Linked DNA regions of Homo sapiens: region 2 is linked to region 1. The links are chromatin loops, found by intact Hi-C in ENCODE. Cell type or tissue: MCF 10A. All regions are shown on one strand.

The links. A loop is a pair of places that touch in the nucleus more often than their neighbours do. Peaks named below come from ENCODE experiments on the same cell type or tissue, not always from the same donor. Only the 100,000 strongest peaks of a DNase experiment are listed, where the experiment ranks them.
Region 2: it touches region 1 in a loop (2.7-fold over the local background); 4 of 110 quality-filtered maps call a loop at or near these places.

The regions. Positions count from the first base shown.
Region 1 is chr1:201,700,147-201,708,146 of GRCh38, forward strand. All of the region lies in intron 5 of NAV1 (neuron navigator 1), which reads left to right. The region is part of intron 2 of IPO9-AS1 (IPO9 antisense RNA 1); the gene reads right to left. Among named protein-coding and RNA genes, the nearest start is that of MIR5191, 15 kb to the right of the region's middle. RefSeq lists an enhancer at 3,216-3,788. In MCF 10A, a CTCF peak has its summit at 4,242 (motif pointing left); a DNase peak (open chromatin) is centred at 4,225.
Region 2 is chr1:201,443,259-201,451,258 of GRCh38, forward strand. No RefSeq gene overlaps it. Among named protein-coding and RNA genes, the nearest start is that of PHLDA3, 22 kb to the right of the region's middle. RefSeq lists enhancers at 4,748-4,867, 7,938-8,000. In MCF 10A, CTCF peaks have their summits at 4,989 (motif pointing right) and 5,188; a DNase peak (open chromatin) is centred at 5,023.

The DNA of each region.
Region 1 (8,000 bases):
AACAGGCAACCTACAGAAAGGGAGAAAATTTTTGCAATCTACCCATCTGACAAAGGGCTAATATCCAGAATCTACAAAGAATTTAAATTTACAAGAATAAACAAACAACCCCATCAAAAGTGGGCAAAGGATATGAACAGACACTTCTCGAAAGAAGACATTTATGCACCCAACAGACACATGAAAAAATGCTCATCATCACTGGGTCATCAGAGAAATGCAAATCAAAACCACAACGAGATACCATCTCACGGCAGTTAGAATGGCGATCATTAAAAAGTCAGGAAACAACAGGTGCTGGAGAGGATGTGGAGAAATAGGAACGCTTTTACACTGTTGGTGGGAGTGTAAACTAGTTCAGCCATTGTGGAAGATAGTGTGGCAATTCCAAGGATCTAGAACGAGAAATACCATTTGACCCAGCGATTCCATTACTAAGTATATACCCAAAGGATTATAAATCATGCTACTATAAAGACACATGCACACATATGTTTATTGTGGCACTATTCACAATAGCAAAGACTTGGAACCAACCCAAATGTCCATCAATGATAGACTGGATTAAGAAAATGTAGCACATTGCCGGGCGCAATGGCTCACGCCTGTAATCCCAGCACTTTGGGAGGCCGAGGCGGGTGGATCACGAGGTCAGGAGATCGAGACCATCCTGGCTAACATGGTGAAACCCCGTCTCTAATAAAAATACAAAAAATTAGCCAGGCGTGGTGGCAGGCGCCTGTAGTCCCAGCTACTCGGGAGGCTGAGGCAGGAGAATGATGTGAACCCGGGAGGCAGAGCTTGTAGTGAGCCGAGATCCTGCCACTGCACTCCAGCCTGGGGACAGAGTGAGACTCTGTCTCAAAAAAAAAAAAAAAAAAAAAAAGAAAGAAAAGAAAATGTGGCACTTGTACACCATGGAATACTATGCAGCCATAAAAAAGGATGAGTTCATGTCCTTTGCAGGGTCATGGATGAAGCTGGAAACCATCATTCTGAGCAAACTATCACAAGGACAGAAAACCAAACACTGCATGTTCTCACTCATAGGTGGGAATTGAACAATGAGAACACTTGGACACAGGGTGGGGAACATCACACATGGGGGCCTGTTGTGGGGGTGGGGAGCTGGGGGAGGGATAGCATTAGGAGAAATACCTAATGTAAATGACAAGTTAATGGGTGCAACAAACCAACATAGCACATGTATACCTATGTAACAAACCTGCACATTGTGCACATGTACCCTAGAACTTAAAGTATAATAAAAAAAATAAAAAAAGAAAAAGAAAAAGAGCCAGTAATATTAGCACAGACCAACTCCAGTGGCTCTAAGAGTGCTCCAAGGTGGTGGAAACTTCTATATCTGTGCTGCAGTAGCTACGAGCTGGTGTAATGATGTGGCTATTGAACACTTGAAATGTGGCTAGTGCAACCCAACAACTGAATTTGAAACTTCATTAATTTTAGTTAACTTAAATCTAAAAGATGCTCAATATCATTAGGCACTAGGGAAATGTAGATGACACCTACAGTGAGATACCACTTCATACCCACTGGATGGCTATCAAAAAGAGACAATGACAAGTGTCAGTGAAGATATGGAGAAATTGGAACTCTCATATACTGCTGATGGGAATGAGAAATGGAGCAGCCACTTTGGAAAACAGTCTGGCAGTTCCTCAAAATGTTAACTATAAAATTACCATGGGACCCAGTATTGTACTCATAGGCATACATTCAAAAGAAATGAAAACATGCATCCATATAAAGGCATGGACGTGAATTTCATAGCAGCATTATTCATACTAGGCCAAAAGTTGAGATGACCCAAATGCCTATGAAATGAATAGATAAACTAAATGTGGTATATCCATACAATGGAATATCATTCAGCCCTGAAGAGGAATGAAGTAGTGATGCTTGCTACAACATGGAGGAACCTTGAGAACGTTGTGCTAAGTGGAAGAAGCCAGATGCAAAAGGCCACATATTGCATGATTACATTTCTATGAAATGTCTAGAATAGGCAAACTCACAGAGACAGAAAGTAGATTGGTGGTTGCCAGGAGTTGGAGCAAGGGGAGAACAGGGAGTGACTGCTAATGGCCACAGGGCTTCTTATTGGAATGATAAAAATAGTCTGGATTAGATAGTGATGATGGTTGTACAACTGTGCAAATATACTAAAAACAATTGAACTGTACATTTTATTTGTTTTTTTTATTATTATTTTTGAGATGGAGTTTCACTCTTGTTGCCCAGGCTGGAGTGCAATGGTGCGATCTCAGCTCACTGCAACCCCTGCCTCCCAGGTTCAAGCGATTTTCCTGCCTCAGCCTCCCAAGTAGGTAGCTGGGGTTACAGGAGTGCACCACCATGCCAAGCTCATTTTGTATTTTTAGTAGAGATGGGGTTTCATCATGTTGGTCAGGCTGGTCTTGAATTCCTGACCTCAAGTGATCCACCAGCGTCGGCTCCCAAATGAACTGTACATTTTAAAAGGGTGAATTTTGGTATGTGAATTCTCTCTCTCTCTCTCTCTCTCTCTCTCTCTCTCTCTCTCTCTCTCTCTCTCTCTCTCTCCCCATTCTGACTAGTGGCGACAATATTGGACTATGCGCTCTAGAGTCAGACTATCTGGATTTGAATTCTGGCTTTGCCATTTGCTGTTATATGTCCTTGGACAGCTTACTCAACCTCCCCAGGCTTCCGTTTTTCTCAACTGTAAAATGGGGATAATAACTGGGCTCTCTCAAAGAGTTGTCCTGAAGATTAAATGGGCTAATATACATAAAGCTGCTAGAATAGTGCCTGGTACCCAGCCCTGTAGAAGAGTTAGCCAATACTAATCTTACTAGTGTCACAACCAGAAATCCCCCAGGGCCTCCTCCAATTGTCATCCACACCTGGACTCAGCCCCTCCCCACTCCCGTCCCCATTTGCCTGCAGATGGTTCTCTCTGCTGTGTAAACTGTTGCCATAACAACCACTCCCAGCTCCCAGCAGCAGTGACTTCTTTGGAGCAGGGTGTCACATGAAGGGTCTGGGCAGGATCACTAATGGAAAACATTTTCAGTAAACCTTGAGGTTCACTGGGCAGGAAAGTCAAGGCCTGTTGGGGAACAGAGGGCCACGTCTCCAGGCTGAGACAGGCAGGCCACCTTCTGCAGGAGGCCAGCCCTCTGAGCCCAGCCCGGAAGTCCAAGTCTTTAAATGAGAGAAGACAGAATATGTTCGAGAGTCTGCTATCTGATCCTATAACCTATCATTCTGATCCTATAATCTAACATTCACAAGGAAATGGGGCAGGGAGGTGTTTCTCCTGAGGTGGAGAAGTCAGGATAGCAAACTAGCACTCCTTCCAAACAGGGCTCGAGGCCAGGCACCCTCTCCTGGTCCCACAGTCCTCCGCATGGACCACCCTTGACCTTGGCAAGTCCTTTCCTAACGTGATCTTGTTGCTAAATATTAGTGGCTGTGGAGGTATTGCTTTCTCCTGGAACTTTAAGCTCGTCTCCCCGGCCCAAGTTTGCTGCCAAAGGCTGCACTTTTGCACACGGCTGAGCAGGGCTGAGCTGTCCTGTGACAGGCTGTGGCCTGAACTAGCCATCCGCGTGGGGCTGCCCTGTGGTCACTGCCTGCCCTCAGCTCGCTGCAGAGAGAGGCTGCCACTCCCCAGAAAGGGTCAGCCTGGGTGTGGTGGAGGGGGTGGGGTGACTGTCCTCCCAGCTCATCAGGCAGCTCCCAGCCTCAAGAACACTGCGGAGGAGCAGAGGTGAGGCCTCAGAGCACAGATCTGAACCCTGATCTATTTAATATTTCCCCAGGGGACTGGAGCAGAAAGGCCAGCTGGAGCCTCTTGGAAACTTTGGCCCTGAATCAGAGCTTGCCAAGTGGGGCTTGTGGGTCCCCAGAACCTCCCTGGTGCCGAAGGCTGGTTGGTTAATCCCAGAAGCCAGGCCCTGCTCCCTCTCCCCAAGAACCGGGTGGGCTCCCCGTCATAGATACTGCAAACTCAGGCTGTTCTCCCAGCCTGGCCACGAGGCCTAGGGTTGCGGGAAAGATGTCAGCCCTAGGAGTGCAGAGTCCTGGGAGGAAAGGAGCTGTGCTAAGCAGGAGACTGAGGGAGAGAGACCTGGGCGGTGGCTCCCGAGCCTGAGCGAGACGCTGTCCACCTCGCTGCGCTGCAGTCGCAGCAAGGCCACAGCCGGCTGAGGACCGGCAACGCCCCCTTGTGGCCATTCTCAGCAACAAGCCCCCAGAGAGCCTGGCGGGGGCTGGACTGGGGCTGGGTTCTCTTGCTGCAAGGCTGAGGTGGCTAGGTGACTTCTCTTATCCCAAGCCTGGAGATGAAGGAGGCGGCTTTTCCTGAGAACAGACTTGTGCCTGAAGAGTAGATTTGTTCTGAAGGCCAGGGACACTTTGCGTAGCCACTTGGCATCAGGAAGTCAAGCCCTGGTTTTGTAATGGACATCCAATACTGGTGGTATGCAATGAGATGTAAGGATTTTCCAAAATGTGGCCTTATGTAGCACACCCTCCACTGTGGGGGTTTGCAAAGATGAGGCCCCATCTCCATCCTGTTGAATCAGAAGCTCTGGGGGGTGACACCCTGGTATCTGCCTTTTTAGCATACTCTGAGAGAAAAGATGCTTTTATGGGCTTCAGCCAAGTACAAAACCATAGAACCAGACTGTCAAAGCTGGGTAGGGGCTTGGGTATCCTCTACTCCCACTCCCATATTTGTAGATAGGGAAACTGAGGCCCAAAGAGGGGAAGTAATTCACCCTAGCTCCCACAGCTAAGTCATGTGTGCCCCCAAGCTAGAACTCTAAAAATTATTATTTTTTATAGTGATGGGCTCTTGCTGTGTTGCCCAGGCTGGTCTTGAACTCCTGGGCTCGAGGTATCCTCCCATCTCTACCTCCCAAAGTGTTGTGATTACAGGCATAAGCTACTGCCCCTCACCCTCTTTACGTGTTCTAAGTTGTCCACCCGGCATGCCCTGCTTTACGATTCCTCTTAGCCCAGTGCCCAGTGGAGATGCATTACCGAGGGTCCCTAATCCAAGCCATCTCACTCAGTGAAAATCAAAACCGTAGGTGATCTGGAAAGATACCTGCCTGGCAGTTCCAGGCTGAGATGGCCGTGCATGCTCCTCTCTCTGGCCCCAGATTTGCTTCTATTTCCTAGTTTTTCTTTCCTTGCCTCACACACCCATGTGGCCAACACATTAGTCCTTTAGTCCTGGCTCTTTCTGGGTATGTGTCCCCATGCAGCAAACAACAGGAGTGCCATTGAGCGCTGGGCTCCAGTTCAGCCCACTCGCTGATTGAGATGGTTCCGGATTCTCTGGGGTAAGGATGAAAACCCTGGGAGCTCCCCTGGGGAGCAGGAGCACTCAACTACGAGAAGCATGAGATTTGCCATGCTGCGGGGGTTCGGTGACAACTGCCTCTGACAATATTGTGACTTAAGTGGGGGAACGAGGGAAAGATAGGATTAGTAAGAGAACAAATAGTCCCCTGCCTGCATCCTCCATGGAAATGGGGTGCCTCTGGTGTGGGGGCCTGCCAGCATCTGTTTTAGAGCTTCTCGGGTCATCAGATGGCGAAGAAAAGGATAGAGAGAGGGGATGGAGTCACTGTAGGGACAGTTACTGTGCTCTACCTGAAGGCAGAGGGGATTTGCTTGCTGGGTTATCTGTCAGTTTTCCATACCTGCCCCCAGCCACACTGTAGGATGGAGCCTTTGCAGTGAATCAGTGCAAGGTCACTGGATGCAAGAACCAGCAGAACCCTCCTAGTCCAGCTCTGAGCAGTGGGTAGAGACCTGGAGTTTATCGTTAGACCAAGGAGTGCACTGAGGTGGGCCTGCAATGCTCTCCCTGGCTGGAGTTTGAAGGTTTGTGTCCTTGAGTGGAAGAGAGGAATAAAAATGATTCCCAAAGACGTTTGACTCATTGTAAGCACCAGACGATCATCAACAAATGCTGGTTGTGAGATGTGCAGATAAACTCCCACTGACCTGGGCTTCACCCTAGGGATCTAACAGGGTCAGGAAAGATATTTTTCTCTCTCTCTTTTTGGGAGTTATTAAGAAGGGGTGTGTGTGTGTGTGTGTGTGTGTGTCTGTGTGTTGTGTTGCTTATGTTGCTTAATCCTTCTTGTTTCCAGATCATTTAGCCTAGCCTGGATTTGGGACCCAGTCCCAAACCATCCCACATGATTAATTTACATTGCAGTTCACCTCTTCTGGTGATACATCTCTGTGTGTTTCATCCCCAGCCCACAGCATGGAGTGCTGGTCTAAAGATCCCTGGGCCAAGAGTGATAGCTACCATGCCATTCACAACCTGGTGACACTGGGCAGGCCCCTCCCCTCTGGACCTGAGGGATTGTTGTTCCCCCACCACCACCCTGAAACCGCCGTGTACAAAATGAGATCCTTTCAAGTTCTGAAGTGCCATGACTTGAAAACATTCTTTCTTTGGCTCACTTCCGTTCCTTCTGTTGGTTCCCACCTCATCCAGCCACTCACAGCAGAAGCCAGTCTAGAAGTCAGGTGCAAATGCAGTCCTCTGTGGCCTCTGCCCTGAGCCAAACCACTAATGTGGGATTTGAAACACTGGTGGAAATAATTAAGATTTCAACAGTTATTCAGTTTACTTAATTGTCAGCCAATAATTAAAATTTTATAGAACTTGGGGAAATTTGACTGCCGGGTGATGGATTCCCATGAGTCTCCTTCTTCCTGAACGTCTCTGAATTTTGGGGGGTTATTACCCTCGGTTGAAGGCTCTCCACCTATTACTACATCAGATTTTAGACTGCAGGCCAGAGGGGACCCCTGAGGTTCACGATACTCCACAGCTAAGATTGGCCCCAAGAGAACGGGATTGAAGATATTGTATTGCCTCACAGCAGTGAGAGAGTGGTAGTCAGGCCTGATGACACAGAAACAAGGTTTTGTTACTACCTCATCCACCCCTAACTCCAGGTATGAGTGAGGGTCTCACCTAGCCAAAGCAAGGTTCCGGAAGAGAATGTCAGGTCCGTTGAGCTGCACCCTCCAGGGGTGTGCACCACGCCCATCAGCAAATGAGAGACAAGGGGCCAGCCTCAGTGCCAGCCCGAGGGTGCACCCGTTGTTCACCCACCTCTTTGTGCCTTCTGACAGATAAGAGCCACCATTTATAGAGCACCTACTCTGTTCCAGGCACCGTACTATAAGCATGTTTGTGAATTAGCTCTTTAAGCCTCACAGCAACCCCACCAAGTGGGTATCATGCCCATTTCCCAGAGCGGGAAACTGCAGTGAGGTGAGATGACTTGTTCAAACAAGCTGGGAAGGGGGCAGTACCAGGACCTGAAGCACAGGTCTTTCTGAATCTAAGGACTATGTTCTTGCCACTACATCACTGTCAGTTTTGCCCTAGGGTCCCAATCTCTTGATGAGCAATTTCGTAGTCCTGCCCTCCTGGGGAAGCCTGTTTCCCCTGTTCTGACACTGGAACAGAGAGAAAGACCCTTTTTACATCATCCTCACAGTGCACCCTGGGCTGTCCCTTAAATTACTTCTCTTCCTCTAGCAACGTTTTAGTCTTCTTGCTTCCTCCCCATACAATGGGAGATGTGTCCACAGAAATCTCTCTATGCATATGTCTGCAGAATTGCAGAGTTTTATGAGGGTTTCCACAAACTACAGGCTAGACCACAAGTAGGTGTGTATATCTGGAGGCATGTGCATGTATTTTGAAACACCATATTGTAGTGGAAAGAACAAGGGCTTTGGAGTCAAAAAGACTTGTGATCAGTCCCCTGGCTCAAATTAAATAACATGGAAAATGCCTCGTGGTGAACATTGAGTAGCTGGGCATTATTTGATTTGTGTGTGCATGCACCTGTCTGTCAAGTGTATTTGATTGCTAGTCCTTTCCCAAAGACCCTTGACATGGACAGTATGCTCTCTCTGTGGTCTTGCATAAGAGCCAACAG
Region 2 (8,000 bases), 260 kb before region 1:
ACTTAAACATGGATGGTTAATATGGTAAATTCTGTTAAGCATACTTGCCATAATAAAGAAAAATTGAAAGAGAAAGGAAAAAAGAAAAGAGCACCAGTGGCCAGATTGGCTTCAACAGGAAAAGGAACATGATCCCTGAGGCAGGAGGGGAGAGAGGTGTGGATAGAGAGAAGCTGGGCATTTGTATGGAATCAGGTTAAGCGCATCCAATAGTTGGCTTTCTCAGGGAAGGAAAAGGTAAGGGTGTTTGTTAAAATGCAGGAAAAGTGGGGGCCAGGTGGGGTGGGGTGAGGATGAGGAAGCACGCTCACCCATGCCTGTCTTAGGGCTCCTCTGAGTCAGGGATGCACATAAAATATATGTCTGGAAACCAAAAACAACTTAAAAACCATTCAGATCTTAACTAAAGTCCCTTTCCCCTTCTGAAAAAAAAAAAAAGTCAAAGAGGCAATTACATTCATGATGCCCAGCCTTCTCTCTGCCTCTGGATCTCACACACCAGAGCAGCTTTCCCAGCATCTTCGTCTCATTCCTGCTCCCTGCACCTGGAAGCCTCTCTCCCAGCTGTGCCCCTGCAAACCCTGCTTCCCCAGGCCCAGAGCCCATGGGAGGGAAGGAATGGGCTGAGGCAGGCAAGGCCTAGTTCCACAGAGACACTCAGGGCCAGGGAAGGATTTGATGGCTGTCCGGGGCCAGGGAGTCCAGACGGTGACCTTAGTGCAGGCGTCTGAAGCCTGAGAGAGGGGAAGGGGCAGGAGAGCAAGAAGCAGCAGGCTCTAGAGGATGATGGGTCTCACCGCGGAGCAGGCTCTGAGAAGGATAGATTGGATTTGAACAGGCAGACCGGAGGAGGGTGTGAGGACAGGCAGGTGCCATGGACTAAATGTTGTGACCCTGAAACTGTGAGGGTCACTACAACTGTGACCCTCTACAGTTTTGTTTTGTTTTGTTTTTTTCTGAGATGGAGTTTTGCTTTTGTCACCTAGGCTGGAATGCAACGGCACAATCTTGGCTCACTGCAACCTCCACCTCCCGGGTTCAAGTGATTCTCCTGCCTCAGCCTCCTGAGTAGCTGGGATTACAGGAGCCTGCCACCATGCCCAGCTAAGTTTTGTATTTTTAGCAGAGATGGGGTTTCACCATGTTGCCCAGGCTGGTCTTGAACTCCTGACCTTAGGTGATCCACCCACCTCAGCCTCCCAAAGTGCTGGGATTACAGATGTGAGCCACCCCACCCAGCCTCCCTCTAAAGTTCATATGTTGAAATCCTCACCTGCAATGTGATGGTGTTAGGAGGTGGGGCCTTTGGGAGGTGATGAGGTCATGAAGGTAGAGCCCTCATGAATGGAATTAGTGCCCTTTTGAGAAGAAACATGAGACAGATTATTTTTCTCTTGATTATGTAAGGATACAATAAGAAGACAGCCATCTGCAAACAAGGAAGAGAACCCGCACCAGACAAAGAATCTGCCAGCACCTTGAGCTTAGACTTCCCAGCCTCCTTCACAGTTTTCCAGAACTATGAGAAATAAATTGTTGTTTAAGCCACCAGGACTATGTTGTTCTGTTCTATCAGCCCCAGCTGACTAAGATTGCAGAGAAAGGCAGAGGGAGCTATGCAAGCAAAAGTTTGAAGGGGAGAAAGCAGAGGCATGGTGAGATCCTGCAACCTCTCTTTGTGGTCAGACCATAGGAGGCTGGTAGGAAGGGAGGCAAGAGAGGAAGGCTGACGTCATCGGAAAGTCTTTGAATCCCAGCTAAGTGACGTGGACCCACCCTACAGGCAAAGGCATCCTCTGATTGATTTTAGGGGATGCAGGATAATCAAACCTGAGTTTTAGGAAGGTAACTGTTGATAGCGGGGCAGGGACTGCAGGCAGAAAGGGAGGTAGGAGGAGTCAGGGTGATTCAAGTAAGCAGCAGTGATCCCTGGCCCAGGGTAGAGGCAGAGGCGTATTTATCAGATATTTATCACCCACCTGATCTCAGTCAATTTCCTTGGGGATCTCAATGCACTCATTCACACTAAAGTGTAAGTAACAAGACCTGGCTTTTACCTCCCCTGGAGCATTTATGTTTTACCAGGACAGCGTCTGGTGGTGGAAAGACAGTGGAATTTGAAGCTTTCTGACTGTTGTGCCACTAATATGGTTTGGATGTGTGTCTCTGCTCAAATCTCATGTGAAATTGTAATCTCCAGTGTTAGAGGTGGGGCCTGGTGGGAGGTGGTTGGATCATGTGGGTGGCTTTCTCATGAATGGTTTAGCACCATCTCCTTGGTGCTATCCTCGTGATAGTGAGTGAGTGATGTGAGTGAGTTATCACAAGATCTGGTTAATTAAAAGTGTGTAGGCTGGGCACGGTGGCTCACGCCTGTAATCCCAGCACGTTGGGAGACCAAGGCCGGTGGATCATTTGAGGTCAGGAGTTCAAGACCAGCCTGGCCAAGATAGTGAAACCCCATCTCTACTAAAAGTACAAAAATTAGCCAGGCATGGTAGCATATCCCTGTATTCCCAGCTGCTCGGGAGGCTGAGGCAGGAGAATTGCTTGAGCCTGAGAGGCAGAGGTTGCGGTGAGCTGAGATTGTGCCACTGCACTCCAATCTGGGCAACAGAGTGAGACCCTGTCTCCAAAAAAAAAATTTTTAAGTGTGTAGCACCTCCCCTCTCTCTCTCTTCCTCCTGCTCCCACCATGCAGGACGCCTGTTCCCGCTTTGCCTTCTGCCATGAGTAAAAGCTCCCTGAGGCCTCCCCAGAAGCAGATGCTGCCATGCTTCCTGTACAGCCTGTGGAACCATGAGCCAATTAAACCTCTTTTCTTTACAAATTACCCAGTCTCAGGTATTTCTTTATAGCAGTGTGAGGACGGGACTAATACAGCTATCAACAAACCAGGTGACCTTGGTCGGATTATTTATCCTCTCTGAACTTCAGACTCATCTATAAATGGGAACAATGACACTACCATCGCAATTGTTGTGAAGGCCAAATAAGATAATGTCAATGAAGAGAGCCCTGTGAATCATCAAGAGAGACGTTGGCCTTTTAATGAAACTGAATGAATAAAGTATTCATGGTAGAAGTTTCAGGCATGAGCAGCGAAGATGAGGCTGGTGATGTGTCTGTGTGTACTCCTGGAGGGATCCCACCTTCAGGCAGCTGACCCCCACATGAAGCTTAGGGGCTTCAGGAGAATCAACACGAGAGCTTATACACCAGGGAACAGTATTAACTGCAATTGCTACAATGCCACACTTGACATATTCAAGCCTTGGAGAAAAACTGTAAGTACGGTAGATTCTTGTTATTTGGGTAGTTACATTCTATAAAGTCTCTGGGAACCCAGAATTAGCAAGTACTGACCAATTGCTCCTAGTGGAAATACAGGATTATGTTCTTGCAAGCCTGTGATCACAATGTTTTTTATCAATTTTTAAAATTAGTTTGTGACTGGGCATCGTGGCTCACGCCTGTAAGTAATCCCAGCACTTTGGGAGGCCAAGGCAGGCAGATCACTTAAGGCCAGGAGTTCGAGACCAGCCTGGCCAACATAGCAAAACCCTGTCTCTACTAAAAAATACAAAAATTAGCCGGGTGTGGCACATGCCTGTAATCTCAGCTACTTGGGAGGTTAAGGCACGAGAATCTATTGAACCCGGGAGGTGGAGGTTGCAGTGAGCTGAGATCACACCACTGCACTTCAGCCTGGGCGACAGAGAAGACTCTGTCTCAGATAGATAAATAAATAAATAAATAAATACATAAAATCAATGTATAACCTTGTATTATATGTGTTTCTGTTTAAGGACACCTTATTTAGGCATTGTGGCACTTGTCTGTAATCCCAGCACTTCAGGAGGCCAAGGTGAGGCAGGAGGATCCCTTGAACTTAAGAGTTTGAGACCAGCCTAGGAAGACCTCGTCTCTACAAAAAACTTTTTAAAAATTAGCCAGGCACAGTGGTGAGCACCTGTGGTCCCAGCTACTCAAGAGGTCAAAGTGGAAAGATCTCTTGAGCCTGACAGGTCAAGGCTGCAGTGAGACGTGATGGCACCAGCTCACTCCAGCCTGGGTGACCAGAGTGAGGCCCTCTCTCAAAAAAAAAACAAAAAGGTGTCATATTTAATATTTATTGTTGATTCACTAACATTGAACTCACAGCCAACAGACTATAACTCATACCTGCACAAAGCTTATCTAACACATAGATTTTCTCCACAAGGCACATCACAGCCTTCTTGCACTAAGGAACGCCAGACAGCACTTCAGCACTATGCTTGGTGGCAATTTTGAACAGTAAAATCACCAACAAAAACCACAGATATGAAAAAAAAAAAAGGCACTAAATAGACCAAGAAAAGGACCCTTGCTTACTGGATGAGAACTGAAATGAGAAGCCAAAGTGTCATCTTATTTGTCTCAAGTTTTTTGACACTCTGTATAGCTGCCAGCGATCACAGCTCCACAAGTATTGATGTGGGGGTTACAAATAAATTTCAGCAAGTACACTCAGTTGCAAATATGAAATCCACAAATAACAGGGACCAACTCTGTTGCTCTCATCATTCTACAGAGCAAGAAACTGAGGCTTATCAAGATAAACATCTTGCACCCAGCCAGCAAATGGGAGAGCCAGGATTCAAACCCCATACATGAAGCTTCCACGCCCAGGATGTTAGCACTATTGCACACTATTGCTTCTTATTTCACAAATAACTCCCTGAGGCCCAGAGAGGTTGCTGAATCACCTAAGGTTCCACAGGTGCTGGGGGCAGTGTGGGGGCTGATCCCAAGCCCTGGATCCATGGACCCTCCCTTTCATGAACTGCCTGACCTGCCTGTGTTGTGCCATCTCGCCTCTCATAATCTTTCTCTCCGCCCCCACCCAGGGACCCTGGGAACAGTTTAGGGAGTGGGGAGCTGGGGTCAGACGAGTCATCCTGTGGGATGGAATCTGACTGCTCCTTAAGCAGCTCAGGCAGACATCTAGGTGGGTGAGTGCAGGTTAGGCCACCAGGGGGCAGCCCCACCCTCCCCGCACCCTACATCCGGCAGCTCCCAGCACACACAGGGCGCGCCTCGACCGCCAGAGTGGTCCAAGAAAAGGCGAAAGGACAATGGGGTAATTGATGCAAATGCACCATGAAAGACAAATTGTTCAGATGAAGTGCATTCCGGGCTCCTGCCAAACGCCCAGGGTGTGTGGAATTTCAAGGAAAAGCTGAGTACATTTAGGCCGTCTGGCTGGGCCACTGTGCCCCCTGACCCAGCTTCCAGCCTGAGCCACAGCTCCCTTCCCTGGAATGTTGCAGGCTTGGCCTGGGCTCCCAGCGGCTGACCCTGGCATGGGGGTGGGGGGGCAGTGGGAAGGGACGGAGCAGGTGGTGTGATGGGAGGACCCTGACCTTTACTGCAAAAAGGACCCTGGCACCCACGCTTTCAGACGGCCTTCGGGCCTCTCGAATAAATTCACCACACATACTCCATCCCCACTCCCAGAGCTGCTGTGAATGCTGGCACTTCCTCTTACTCCCTGGGTGGCCTCAGGTAAAGCCTTCCTTCTCTTTGAACCTGTTTTCTCATCTGTAAAATAGGGGTAATCATCTTTTGCATTTATACCCTACAGGGTTGTGAGGATCAAATGAGAAAGGTCAGGAAACTTCTGTTCCTTTCTATTCAAAGAAGGCCACTTCTCAAGCTCCACAAGAAGCCACCCAGAGCAGCCAATCTCCTGCCTCCCCCAGACTCCAGAAACCCAAAACTTGCTACCCAGCCTCACCCCTGGCTCCCTGGAGACCTCTGGGTGACCCTGGCCCCAGCACTGGCCCTGTAGAAAGACTCTCAGCCTCCCTCCCATCACAAGATCTGAACTTCCGACCACCCCCCAACGCAGAGAGGGTGGAGCAGGATCTGAAGCTGAGGCCTGCACAAGGGCCCCTTGTCCTGCTGGGCAGCCTGGCACGATCTGTCCTGTCCCAAGGAGGCTCGCTGGGACTATTGTCTTTGTGTTGTGGCTTGGGGGAGGGGCAGATCATGGTTCATCAGGGCCAGGCCAGAGGGACGAGGCTCACACTCCAGCCCATCTCCTGGAGTGGCAGGTTTTGATACCTTCCTCCCACTCCACAATGGCCAGACATGTGCCAGGATTTGTTCTGGATCCTTCCAGGCTGCTGGGTCCCATTGTTAATCAAGGTGCCTCCGCACCCTGCTTCCTGCCATTGCCTGCCTGAAAAAGCTCAGTTTCCATCTTCTATCTTGATAATCCCCATCCCATCCTTGTTCCTTCCCTGTCTTTATTATATGAATTATTTACTAAATCATGCAATGCACCTAACAGAGTACTGACCCACAATTACCTTTCAACAAAATGCTAGTACTGCCCAGCTACCATTCCAAGTCACTCAGGATAAGGATTTATTTTATTATTATTTTTATTTTATTTTATTTTATTGAGATGGAATCTCGCTCTGTCACCCAGGCTGGAGTGCAGTGGCACTATCTTGGCTCACTGCAACCTCTGCCTCTGGAGTTCAAGCGATTCTCCTGCCTCAGCCTCCTGAGTAGTTGGGATTACAGGCACTCACCACCATGCCTGGCTAATTTTTGTATCTTTGGTACAGACGGGGTTTCACCTTGTTGGACAGGCTGCTCTCGAATTCCTGGCCTCAAGTGATCTACCCACCTCGGCCTCCAAATGTGCTGGGATTACAGGCGTGAGCCACCACGCCTGGCCGAGGATTTATTAGTAAAACTCCCAAGCCTTTGCTCTGGACCCCATATTCCCATTTTTGCTCCCTTTCCCTCCTGTTGGCCCTACTTCTTCTACGGTGCCTTCAGCGTCTTCCTGCAGCTGTGCCAGGGCCAGTTTTCAGGTCCCACAGACCTGAGCTCTGATCCCAGCTCCCACACTACACAATCTGCAATTTTGAGCAAGTTACATATTAAACTTCCCTGATTCTTAATTTCCTTATCCACAAAGTGAGAAGGGATTATCTCTGCTACAGGGGGCAAGTAAGATCAAATAAGATAGTGGTCATGAAAACCTCATGAAAATTTATTACCAGGCCACACAGCAGAGATTTTATTACAATCATCAACGTGCTAATGGATGGCCTTCCCACCCACCTGGAGATAAGAGTATCCTCTTCCAGCTTCTTGGAGACTATAATAATAATTATCCTTATTATTATTAGGTGTGTAATGACTTAACTTTACTGAGAATTTTCACACCCTTCAAAATGTTACAACATTCCCAAAGAGATCCTGTGTTAGAAGAGGTAGGGGAAGAAAAATAATTTTGGAAAGCTGGAAACTTCCAGCATCACTTGGGTCATTTACAAATAATTTGTTTTCTGCCAGAGATAACCAAGGTCCTCACATCCTGGACACTTACAGTCTAGCAAGGAGAGGGCTGCTAGATTTCAGCAGCCCCGCCCTGGGGCCAGTGTACAGTTATTTCCAGTGGGTCCGGCGTTCATCCCAAAGCCCAGTATAGTCTGGGGCTAGACAAAGGCCTTTCGGATGCCAGCGACGACCAAAGAGGAGGCTCATGCACCCCAGGCAACACCCTTCCTGCCCTGGTCCTGACAGCCACACCAAGGGTTAACCAGACCCAGCCCTTCCTGGCTACTGGCAGGACAGGCAGGCTTAAGTCCCCTCAATAAACAATAGTGGGGCCACTTGCCAGCACCACACACATGAGCAAAAACTCTGCTTGGACCTGAAGAGCCCCCTCACCCCACCCCTTCCCAGCTGCTCAGGCCCAGGGAGGGGTTCGCAGTTCTGGAAAGGGTTAAGTCTGCAGGAGGTGCCTGGGACCCAGCTGTTTCCTGTGGGCAGGGGCGGGGGATTTACAGCCTCCCCCACCGTGGGGCTACCAAGCCTGTGTTGGGGAAGGATGCCTCTGAGTCCTTGCTCTGAGGCCAGACTCCCGTCATGCAGCCAGGGCCTCCCACGCAGGCGCCAGCAGAAAGGAGGGGGCAGGAAAGAGGAGCCTC